Linked DNA regions of Homo sapiens: regions 2, 3 and 4 are each linked to region 1. A link is a contact called in ENCODE Hi-C or POLR2A ChIA-PET data. All regions are on one chromosome and are shown on one strand. Each heading gives the region's core, a stretch centred on a gene start or an enhancer-like site at or near the end of the contact. The rest is flanking DNA. Distances are from core to core; before and after follow the strand shown. Region 1 holds the start of NFYB (nuclear transcription factor Y subunit beta). Region 2 holds the start of TMEM263 (transmembrane protein 263). Region 3 holds the start of GNPTAB (N-acetylglucosamine-1-phosphate transferase subunits alpha and beta). Region 4 holds the start of POLR3B (RNA polymerase III subunit B).

Evidence for each region. A loop is a pair of places that touch in the nucleus more often than their neighbours do. ChIA-PET counts read pairs that join two places held with the same protein, here RNA polymerase II (POLR2A). Pooled maps may share reads with other maps.
Region 2: a map of naive thymus-derived CD4-positive, alpha-beta T cell shows a loop between it and region 1 (24-fold over the local background). The contact joins the promoter of TMEM263 here to the promoter of NFYB in region 1. A Hi-C loop is called at or near these places in 2 of 168 maps with a recorded cell type or tissue (both naive thymus-derived CD4-positive, alpha-beta T cell) and 9 of 50 pooled maps. POLR2A ChIA-PET finds 5 or more read pairs at or near these places in 1 of 52 experiments (AG04449).
Region 3: a pooled map shows a loop between it and region 1 (6-fold over the local background). The contact joins the promoter of GNPTAB here to the promoter of NFYB in region 1. A Hi-C loop is called at or near these places in 5 of 50 pooled maps. POLR2A ChIA-PET finds 5 or more read pairs at or near these places in 2 of 52 experiments (B cell and OCI-LY7).
Region 4: a loop to region 1 is called in a map of CD4-positive, alpha-beta T cell, with 12 times the contacts of the local background. The contact joins the promoter of POLR3B here to the promoter of NFYB in region 1. A Hi-C loop is called at or near these places in 1 of 168 maps with a recorded cell type or tissue (CD4-positive, alpha-beta T cell) and 6 of 50 pooled maps. POLR2A ChIA-PET finds 5 or more read pairs at or near these places in 1 of 52 experiments (activated CD4-positive, alpha-beta T cell).

The regions. Positions count from the first base shown.
Region 1 is chr12:104,136,900-104,139,558 of GRCh38, reverse strand. It overlaps NFYB (nuclear transcription factor Y subunit beta), which reads left to right and starts at 1,349. Exons shown (of 8, transcript NM_006166.4): 1 at 1,349-1,418. RefSeq lists enhancers at 612-781, 1,605-2,196, 2,197-2,659 and silencers at 1,166-1,465, 1,516-1,615, 1,716-1,795, 1,856-1,985.
Region 2 is chr12:106,954,587-106,957,245 of GRCh38, reverse strand. TMEM263 (transmembrane protein 263) reads right to left here and starts at 1,339. Exons shown (of 4, transcript NM_152261.4): 1 at 1,181-1,339; 2 at 97-164. It overlaps TMEM263-DT (TMEM263 divergent transcript), which reads left to right and starts at 1,751. Exons shown (of 1, transcript NR_185933.1): 1 at 1,751-2,659. RefSeq lists enhancers at 392-451, 1,381-1,675 and a silencer at 952-1,711.
Region 3 is chr12:101,829,625-101,832,283 of GRCh38, reverse strand. GNPTAB (N-acetylglucosamine-1-phosphate transferase subunits alpha and beta) reads left to right here and starts at 1,325. Exons shown (of 21, transcript NM_024312.5): 1 at 1,325-1,725. The coding sequence starts at 1,609. RefSeq lists silencers at 1,143-1,542, 1,899-2,193.
Region 4 is chr12:106,356,441-106,359,099 of GRCh38, reverse strand. It overlaps POLR3B (RNA polymerase III subunit B), which reads right to left and starts at 1,352. Exons shown (of 28, transcript NM_018082.6): 1 at 1,149-1,352. The coding sequence starts at 1,220.

The DNA of each region.
Region 1 (2,659 bases), core at 100-2,599:
CCACCACCACGCCCGGCTAATTTTTGTATTTTTAGTAGAGACGGGGTTTCGCCATGTTGGTCAGGCTGGTCTCGAACTCCTGACCTCAGGTGATCGGCCTGCTTCGGCCTCCCAAAGTGCTGGGATAACTTTTTTTTTTTAAAGGGCTTTCTATGTATACATTATCCCAAACAACCCTGAGAAGCAGACATTTGGCCAAGATCACAAGCCTGTAAGAAGGGGAGTTGGAATTCAAGTCAGGTTGTCTGATGACAGTGGCATTGCTACTTACTCCTCTTGTCACAATTTGGGGCTTTCATTTGTCTTTTCTTCCATACTTGCCGCAGAAATGTTTAAATACTCTGAGAAACAGTAGGAACTCTATAAATAAAAGATCTCTGTATTTTTACATAATCAAAGCTGGAGAGTTTAATGTGGTGCAGGCCACTCGGTTAGTGGAAGCAGAGGGCATGCCATCCCCAGCTCCGGTTGCAGTGAGTGGATCCAGTGTTGGATTACCCACCTCTGGGATGGTCACTGCTAAGCGAAGCTGAACTCAGGACTGCAGTTTGAGAAAGACAGCGAAGGAGCTTGGCTGCACAGAGGCAAGAACGGGCCACGGATTCTTGCAGCCAAAATGTCATCTGGTTGGGAAAAGCCGCTTGTCAATCTGCAGCTACTAGAGGGGTGGGGGTGGGTGGAAAATGCAGCATCTTAAGTTCAAGATTCAGGGTGAAGGCTGGCTAGACTTAGCAGGGGTCTGCATCTTTAGATGAAATGTGAAAAACACCCAAGCTCAGGGACCAAATGACAGGGAGCGCTGTGCATGCGGCGACGCTAACAGGGACCCAAGGAAAGAAAACACGAGGCGCTGAAGGCGCTCCAGGAGGCCCCCGCCGTTCAGACCCTCCCGGTGGCTCGGGCGCGTCGTCCTAGGGGGCGGCTTCTGTCCTTGGTTTCCCCTTCTTAAAAATCCAGGCGCAGGCAGGCTGAGCTCAGGCGGCTGAGGCACCTCCACGTGGCGGGGGAAGGGGTGACAAAGAGAGGGACGCCCGAGAGATCCCGCTTCGCACAGGCCCGGGTCAGCACCGGGAAGGAGGCCCGCCTAGACCCGAACGGCGCGCCCGGGCAGGGCCCTGGAAGACCTCGCGCCTAGAGGAGCGGCATCCGGAGCGGCGCGGAGGCCTCACAGGAACGCGGGACTGGGCCGGGGGCGGGGCGGGGCCGGGGGCGGGGCGGGGCGGGGCGGGGCCGCGGCGGGCGGGCGCGCGGGCGGCGCGGAGGGAGGGTGTCGCGCCGAGGGAAGCGGCCCGCGGCGGAGGGAGGGGAGGCCGAGTCCTGGAAGCGGAGCTCCGCGCTGGGACTGGTTCCTTCGCAGCCATTTTCTGTCCAACCAAACAGCCGATTGGAGACGGGAGCCAACCAGGGCTGCATTGGAGGTTTGTGTCTCGCTTCGGCCAATGATCGCTCCTAAACCGACTCCACTTTAGCTCGAATGAAATGTCCGTCTCCTCCCGGCGCCGTCCCCGCCGCCAACGCCGCCGCGGCCGGGGGCACTAGCCTCCCGCCCTCCCGCGCGGGCCGAGGCCGGGCCCCGCGCCTGCGAGGCCGCTCCCGCAGCGGGCCGGGCCGGGGAGCGGGCGCGGGGCCGCGGCGCGGCTCTTTGTGCGCCGGGCTGAGGAGCGGCGGGACGCGGGCCAGGCCACCTCACCCTCGCCGCCGTTGAGCTCCGGGCCCGGGGCCGAGGAGGGGCCGCGGGGCTGCGTCGGGGCCCCGCTCTCGACGGCGTCCCGGGCCGGCTCCATTTTGTGCGGGGAGCCGGCCGAGGGGCGGGAGACGCGGCCCGGGCCCTGGCCCCGTAGCCCCGGCGGCGGCGCGAGTCCCCGGGGGCGCCCTCCTCCCGCCCGCGGGGCTGTGGCGGGGCCCGGCGCTTTGTCTGCCCGCACATCCCGGGGGCCGCGCGGCGGGTGGGAGGCAGGCGTTGGGCGCGGGGCCGGGGCGGCCGGGCGAGTCAGGGGATGCGCTCTGGGGGCGGCCTCCTGGCACTCGCAGGGCTGACAGGTCGCCGGGACCAGGCCGTGGGGCCGGGGCCACCCAGGCACCTGCGTGGGGAGGAAGGCATGGCTTTAGCTTCCCCGCAGCCTGGTTTGCGCGTAAAGAATGCAGCCATCTGGCGGTTTGCGGTCCCTGTACTTGCCCCGAAGGTGGGAAGGAAGCCCTTCGGATTGGACTAAGGTTTTAATCATTAGTGGTGGGAGGCGGGAGGATATGCAGGGCCTTAAAGAACGGTAGTCTTAGAGAACAAAGAATTACAGAGCACCCACAAATCGTAATCTCGCCCAAAGCACTCTAACAGGATAATTTAAACAAGGTTAGGTAGCCTGCGACCTTTAAAAAAATGGCATCCCACTAACCCGCATGGACCCCATAGTTGCGTGGTTCGTGCTACAAATCACTGGGGTGGTTTCATCTCTCTTAGTATGGAAACTAATCAGCAACATAAAGTGATGAAAGCAAACGGATCAATATCAGTGGCACTAATCAGTGGGGGGTTTATTTGTAAAGTATTGAAAGTTTAACCAAAATTCCTTAAAAGGCAAATTATTCCTTCCCTGCATTGCTCTTGTATCTTAATTTAAGGATTACTGTATATTGATGCAAAACTCTGGTTGTTGATGCC
Region 2 (2,659 bases), core at 90-2,589, 2.8 Mb before region 1:
AAAGTTAAGCATGGGCGCGAGCGCGCACACACATACACACACACACACACACACACACACACACACACACACACACACACGGGCGCGCGCGTTTACCTGTTGGTGTTGTATCGATATTCCTGGGGAACCCCTGAGGGCACTCACACCAGCAGAAGTTTCAAAGGCTAAACAATAGCATACAGCAAATAATCACATATAGCAAATATTTTCATTTGGAATTAGCACAGTGTTCACAAGGACGCAAAAATCAAATTAAGAACCCTTCCCTTTTCTCTAGGTGTTTCTAAACCCTTCCGGGTGGCCCCTTCTCTCCCTACTGATCCCTTTAGGCACTAGCAAATCTTTTTTTTTTCTTTAGCAGTGAGTGACGTGGCAGGAGGCAGAAAATGACCCTGGAGGCGCCGTGGCTAGCACTGAGCTTGGCACCTCCTCCCTCCGCTCCACGTTGTACACCCAGCACTCCCCCCACTCCCGAAGGGCTCCAGAATTTCTATGTAAGAAGGGTTTAGGACAGGCGATCTGATTGGAAGTGGGAGCTGGGGGGTCGGTCTTGAAGCTGCGTGTGCAGAGCAGGCAGTTTTTATTTAGACTGGGAGGCAGTGACGGCACGGATGGGTGCTCCAGCCCTCCCTGTCACCCCTGGGCGCGGCCAGCACCCTCTCCATTCCCACTTTTACTTTAGGTTAGGCGTGGAGATACAGCCTTCCTACCCAGGAAGAGCTATGGGGGTGTCCACTGGGAAAAAGTCTTGTGTGCCTGAACCCAAAAGGGAGGTTTAGCAACAGGTCAGGAGTTGGCAGGGCGAGGAAGCCCGGTACCCAAGCCCCTCCGCTGCATCCCTCTCCCAGGCTGCTGATGCCCCTCACCTTCCTCCTCCGCCCCCAACCCCGAACCCCCAGATGCTAAGAAGTCAGGCGGAGGCTTTCCAGGGGTGCGCAAGCTCCAATCGCGGCGGGGCAGTCAGCGACGTATAAGGAGGAGTAGCCCCAGAAGCGAACCTCCATCCGCCCCCAACTTCGTCCCGCCCCTCCCCCTTTCCCGCTGGGGCCTCGCCAAGGCCCCGCTGGGCAGCCAGGCCGGGCACTGGGAGGTGAGGGGCAGGGGCGCCGACGGCAGAGGGCGACGGAGGAGGGCAGGAAGCCGGGACTGCGCCCCTGCCCTCGCATCCCGACTCACTCACCGCCGGGGTCGCGGCCAGCGCTAGGGCTGGGGCCGGGCGGAGTGAGCGGGCCGGCGCAGAGGAGAGCTGAGGCGGCCTGGGCGGCAGCGGCGGCCGGCACAACCCCGGGCAGTCGCGGCTCCAGAGGCGTCCTCTCAGGATGTGGAGCTGGAAGACTGTGGCGGCGGTGGTGGAGGCGGAGGCCTCTGGCTGCGGACGTGGCGCCCGACGCGACCCGCCCCCTCCGCCGCCTCCTCAGCTCCCGCCTCCTCCCGCGGCTCCAGTTCCGACGCGCACGCGCGCTCGTGCAGCCCGGGCCCCTCCCGCGCCCACCGGGCACACGCCCACCCGTTCTCGCAGGGTCCGGCCCTCCCAGCAGTCCCCAGCCGGCTGTGTCCCAATTGCGCACGCGCGACGCTCCGAGGCCCGCTCCCGCCCCTTCGCCCCCTGGACGCCTCCGTGGGAACCCCCGGCCGGCCTGCGCGCCCCTCCTCCGGGGGTCTCCCCGCCTTCTTCCCGCCACCATCCAATCAAATCGGGCGAGGGGCGCGAAGCCCGGGAGACGCGTAGGCCGCGGCCCCCAGGCCCGGTGTTTTGACGTCGGCGGTGCCCGCGTTCCGCGCCGAGTAACGGTCTTCGGAATTCAGAGCCTTCGCCTTAGGGAAGGTGGGACGGTCGCCAGTTTCTCCAGCACTTTCTTCGTCCAGGGACGTCAACCTCCCTTGCATGCTGTCCTCAGGGACTGACAGCGGGGCCTGCTCAGAAGTTCTCGTCGGGACTCTCTACAGGCCTTTGTGATTAAGTGCTAGGGGTGAGGAGAGACGTGGCTTATTTATGTGTTTTTCAGTTTGTTATGATTTTTTTTTTTTTAATTTTACTTCTCCCTGCCCTAGAATTGAGCTCCTTGAGAGTAAAAACCCGCCTGGGTCGCCATCACCCTAGGCTTGGTGCAGGGCCTGCCAGGCGCTCGAATTTGTTGAAGAGGTGGGTGTTCAGTATCGAAAGAGCCGCGGATTGTACATTAGAAAGCCTGGCTTTGCGCCGCGTCCTTGCCACTTGCTGACCAGGCCCCTCCACGTGGTCCCCGCCGGGGCAGCAGCTCTCCTCACCCGTCCAAAGGCACGGGGAGGCGCGTGGCGGCCCCGCCAGAGCTGAGCCCCCTGGGATGTGAGGCCGTCTCGCTCTGAGCTTCAGAGCAGGGTTGCAGGAGACACCTCAGAAGGTCGTTTTGAGGACGGGAGGAGATGAACTGCTCAAAGCCTGCTTAACTAGATAAATGGTATCGATTAACTTTTCTTTGACTCCCTTTCCACACCTATAAAATGAAGATGACGGGAAACTTGTCATACTTTTTTTGTGGTGGGTGGGAAAGGTCTTTATGAACTGTGAAGTCCTATGCAAACGTGAGATGTTTCCTTTCGCAATCTGATTAGCGAAGCAAAAACACGCGAGTCAAAAACATACACAGAAAGCAAAAAAAAAAAATTCACAAAATGGTTT
Region 3 (2,659 bases), core at 76-2,575, 2.3 Mb after region 1:
ACTCCAAACTTGCATGACTCATTTCACAGTACCTTCCCCTAATCTTGGCCCTGTTCTACAGCCTAAGTACCTGGTTCAAATCTCAATTCTGTCATTTACTATTTGTGTGATGTTAGATAGTTACTTTTTTTCATCACAGTTTCTTGATCTGTAGAATGGGGATAATAATGGTATCTCCATTATAAGATTATTGTGAGGATTAGATGAGCTGGGCACATGGCAGATGCTACATAAATGTTGGCCATTATCCTGAGAGTCCTGTTGAGTGGCAGATGTTTTTATATCTGTTACCATGCTTTTTTACCCCTTCTGATTAAGTCCTCAGATCTGTTATCATGCTTGAAAAGACCTCAGAACTATATGTGTCTTGTACAACTGCAATAATCTTTTGCCATGTACATATAGCATATATCAATCATCTTTTTTAAAAGAAGGATTAAAAGAAGTGACTGCAAAGTGTAAAAAATCTTGCCTTGGATTGGAGTGAAGCTAACCCCTTTTGCAAGTCTGTTAATTCCACCTGACCATCAAACTGAGGGTGCGAATTTGAGTATTTCCTGAAGCTGGTTCCCAAGATATTTTTAAAAATGCTTTGAATGATGGCAACATTAGATAAGTGTATTGTTTCCCAGGGTGACTAGGAAAAAAATCTTATTGACTAGGGTGCATTGGGATTAAGAAAAAGATCTCCCTTTCGTAAATCAGAGGCACCAAGGAAAGGATCTCGTGGGAAAAACCTGCTGTCAAAGTCGGATTACCTGGCCACCCCTGAGCTGGTTCCCCTCCAGTTCATCGCATGATTTCTATCATAACAACTCTTGTATTTAGTGGTTTACATGTTTATCTCCCCCACTAGACTCTCTGAGAACAGTAGCCAGGTCTAGTTCATTTTTGAATACCTGACACCAAGCACTATGCCACCTAACAGGCACAAATTACATATTTAACGACTAAATGAATGAACGAAATTCGGTTTTGGCAGATTTAACCCAAAGGTTTCCTCTTTCAAACAATATAGTTGGGGGTTGGAGGAAAGGAGCCACATACAGCATCTCCTTTTAGCACTCTGCAGAGAATGCTAAGTGCAGAGAAGGTTTTATGCACAAAAATATTCATGGCATTATAGTACCGTCTATGGCACAGTCTCGACGCAGGGGGCAGTTTTCTCTTGGTCGCCTGCCCAACCGGGTAAGTGGATCCCAGCTCAGCTCCGCCCCTCCCAGCCCAGCCCTCAGGGCCCGCTGCGCAAGCGCAGGTGGGGAGGGCGCGCACCTTCCCTATGCCCCTCCGTCCTCCAGGTGGCGCTGGAGACCCCGCCGCCGCCGCAGCCGCCTCTCGCCCGGCCAGACCCGGGCGGCGCCGGCCGCCTCGCCGGCCGCAGGTCCGCCTCCGCCGCGCCGAGGGCGTGGGCTCCCGGCTCCCGGAAGCGGCGGCCGCGGCGCGGAGCCGAGCGGGCGTCCGTCGCCGGAGCTGCAATGAGCGGCGCCCGGAGGCTGTGACCTGCGCGCGGCGGCCCGACCGGGGCCCCTGAATGGCGGCTCGCTGAGGCGGCGGCGGCGGCGGCGGCGGCTCAGGCTCCTCGGGGCGTGGCGTGGCGGTGAAGGGGTGATGCTGTTCAAGCTCCTGCAGAGACAGACCTATACCTGCCTGTCCCACAGGTATGGGCTCTACGTGTGCTTCTTGGGCGTCGTTGTCACCATCGTCTCCGCCTTCCAGTTCGGAGAGGTGAGTAGCGGCGCCGCAGCCTGGACCGGGCGCCTCGACCCTGCACTGCCCTCGCCGTGCCCCGCGATGCCCCGATACAGTATGTATTTTTTCATTATTAGAGACGGGGTTTTGCCATGTTGCCCAGGCTGGTCTCGAACTCCTGAGCTCAGGCGATCGCCCTGTCTCGGCGTCCCCGAGTGCTGGGATTACAGGCGTGAGCCACCGCTCCCGGCCAAATACAGTATTCTTTATCATAAACGTGTGCAGAGACTATGAGCAAGTCAGAACTGGAAAAAGGCATGTATGTGATTTTAGATATTGCTCCCTCGCCCACCGTTTTTTAAAAATAGAGACGGAGGTCTCCCTATGTTGCCCAGGTTGGTCTGGAAGTCCTGGGCTCAAGTGATCCTCCCTTCTTGGCTTTCTAAAGTGCTGGGGTTACAGGCATGAGCTACCGCACCTGGCCCAAGAAAGCCACTTTTAGCAACGGGGAGGAAAGCTGTATTTTTAAGTGGTTTGAAATCTGTTCCTTAGTTTTAGTTTTTTTCTTTTTCTTTTTTTTTTTTTTTTTTGGTAGGAGGTTACAAAAGGTTTTAAAATTTAACAGAGTAGTTTTTAGAAATGCCACAGTATACATTTGCTTGAAGTCTTTACCCATGCTGGATTGTAAGCTCCGTAAGAGAAGGTGCTGTCTGTAAATACTGTAACCCTGGCCCAAGCACAGTGCCAGGTACTGCCAGAGAATGCAGTGCAAGTGTTTGTTTAATGGCTAAATTATATGGCATGAATTCTGAGCATGTACTTTTTTAGTAGTTCTTGGTTCTAGAGGCTGGGAAAAAATGTCTTACCATAAGGGTGAGAAAGCTCCAGATTTGTAAGTGTGAAATATGTACTTAATATTATAGTACTTGCTCGTCTTTGTTTCATGTGTTGCAACTTAATGTATCTGTGT
Region 4 (2,659 bases), core at 103-2,602, 2.2 Mb before region 1:
GGGACAAGTGCACGCCACCACACCCAGCTAATTTTTGTATTATTTGTAGAAACAGGGTTTTGCCATGTCGCCCAAGCTGTTCTCAAACTCTTGAGCCCAAGTGATCCGCCCGCCTTGGCCTCCCAAACTACTGGTATTACAGGCCACCACGCCTAGCCAAGGAGGTTCTTATAATCCGATAGACTTACTGATCATGTCACTTTCCTGCTTAAACCCTTCAAAAGCTCTGCTCCAAGACAAAGTCCAAGCTCTGTCAGATGTTTATTGAAACTTTTCATAATCAAGACCCTTACTTAACCCTGTCTTTTATCTCTTCTCCTCTATTTTTCTTCACTCTAATACTACTGGATTTACTTTCCTTCCTCAAAAACATCCAATGGTCTTGCCGAGGAGGTTTCAAGTATCCTGTTCTCTTTCCCTGAAATCTCTCCTTTGCTATCTTCTCCGGCCACGTCTCCACTTCCCTATTCCACGTCAGTGTAGATTTTGAGGCTCAGAGAGATTACAAAATGTGCCTTATCAGATAACAAAATATGTCGACAGCCGCACTTCACTGGGCAGCTCGCTGTGGGGCAGCTGTCCTTAACTTCCGAGAAGCTGATGAAAGCTGTGGAGTCTCTCCCCCAGAAAACACACAGGCAAATTCTTTAGTAAATATTGAGGGCGTTTAAAATTCCCCTGCAACCCAAACTGGAACTTCAAGTTAAAAGGAAAGATGACTAGCTTGGAATTCAGACGATCTGGTTTTACCCCCACAGCCGGCTGTGGTGCCTCATGCAAATGGCCTGAGCTCCCTGGCCCCGTGTCCTCTGTAAGACTGCAAACATGCAATACGTCCCCCACAGTAAGTGCGAGGGTCAGTCCTCCCCACGCACACCTATGCTGGAAGAGCTCCAACCCTAGAGCCAGCAGCGGGGCTTCTCGGCCCCCGCAGCGGCTGACAGCTCCTCTGGGATCAGCCTTCACTCGCGCACGCGGAGGCCGGCTCTGGAAAAAAGACTCGCAAGCGCGACGCTCTGGGCATGCGCAGAAGCCCGGCGCATGCGCACAAACCGCCAGCCCGCCCCCTTGGCGGCCCGAGCACTCCGGGCAACGCCCCCTCAGGGCGCATCCTTGTCCCTGACGCTCCCTGCGTGCCTGGCACTGACCTCTACAGTCGGGATCGGCGCCGCCAGCTGCTCCGGAGTCAGGTTCCCAAACTCCTCCGCTAGCACGTCCATGCTGCTCACGAAGGAGGAAGAAACAGATAGAACCTCCGCGCCCGCCTTCCCTGCACCAAGCAAACTGCAAGACTCCCGGCGAACGGTGCGCGGAGGCCTAAACTGTCCCCGCCGTGCGTGTTAGCTAGAGACGCGGTAGAAAGGTTCCGCCCGCTCCCTGCCCGAATCTGCGGTGGAACCCGGATGTGGCCGAGGCCGAGTAAGGAAAGTACGCCCTCTGGTGTAGCTCGGAGGTCTGGCGCAGGGAATCCTAAGCCCCAGCTGTCAGGTTTCTTGCCAATTCTCTGGTAATTGAGACCAGCAAAACATAGTGGTTGTCATTTTAAAAGTAATCCGAAGAAAAGTGTAAACGCATAATTTACGCAACTTGAACCACTGAGGCAGAGAATTATTTAATGTAGTCCAAAATTCTATGCATTGTTTAGTATGGAAGAGCAGGAAACGTCCCAAATGCCTACCAATAGAAGATTGATTAAATAAATGATGGTACATGCGTGTAATGGAAGAGTGTTGAAAATTCTCAAAAGCACTAGATGGAAGATGTAGGAGTAAATACCCAGCGCATGGAGAAATTTAATATGAAAAGATGACATTTACGTTAGTAGGGGAAGGATGGCCTGTCCAGTAAATAATGTTTGAAGAGCTGATTACCCATTTGGGGAAAAAATACATGTAAGTGAATCTTTTGTGGATTAAATATTGAAATGTTAACAAAAACTTAGAAGAAAATGTAAGTGCAGATATTCATAACATTGAGATGTTGAAGACTTTCAAGACGGCAACAGTCAAATCATAAAGGATTTTATAATCTAAACACGATTTTATGATTCCACGGAAAATTTTTAATTTTCTGAACAGATTTTAAAAAATCACCAACAAATAGAATTAATAAAAAATAAATTGGCAGAAGACAAAGGGCTGGTCTCTCTAATTTAAAATGAGCTCATACAAATCAACAGAAAGAAAAATCCTATTAGAAAAAACAAGGCAAAATGCACCAATTAATTAATGGGTACGGAGTTTCGGTTTGGGAAGATGCAAAAGTTCTGTAAATGGAGAATGGTGATGGTTGCACAACAGTGTGAATGTATTTAATGCTGCTGACCTGTACATCATTTTAAAGGGTTAAAATGCTAAGTTTTATGTATATTTTACAACGATAAGAAAAGTTATGAAAATTTGTAAGTACATATATGCTTTCCAATTTCTCCCTCATAAAGGTAGAACCCTTGCACCAGGTTAATTATTCTTATTTACTAAAGAGCTACTTAAATTTCAGTACTTGTATTTTCTTTTTTTTTTTTTTTTTTTTTTTTTTTGAGACGGAGTCTCGCTCTGTCGCCCAGGTGGGACTGCGGACTGCAGTGGCGCAATCTCGGCTCACTGCAAGCTCCGCTTCCCGGGTTCACGCCATTCTCCTGCCTCAGCCTCCCGAGTAG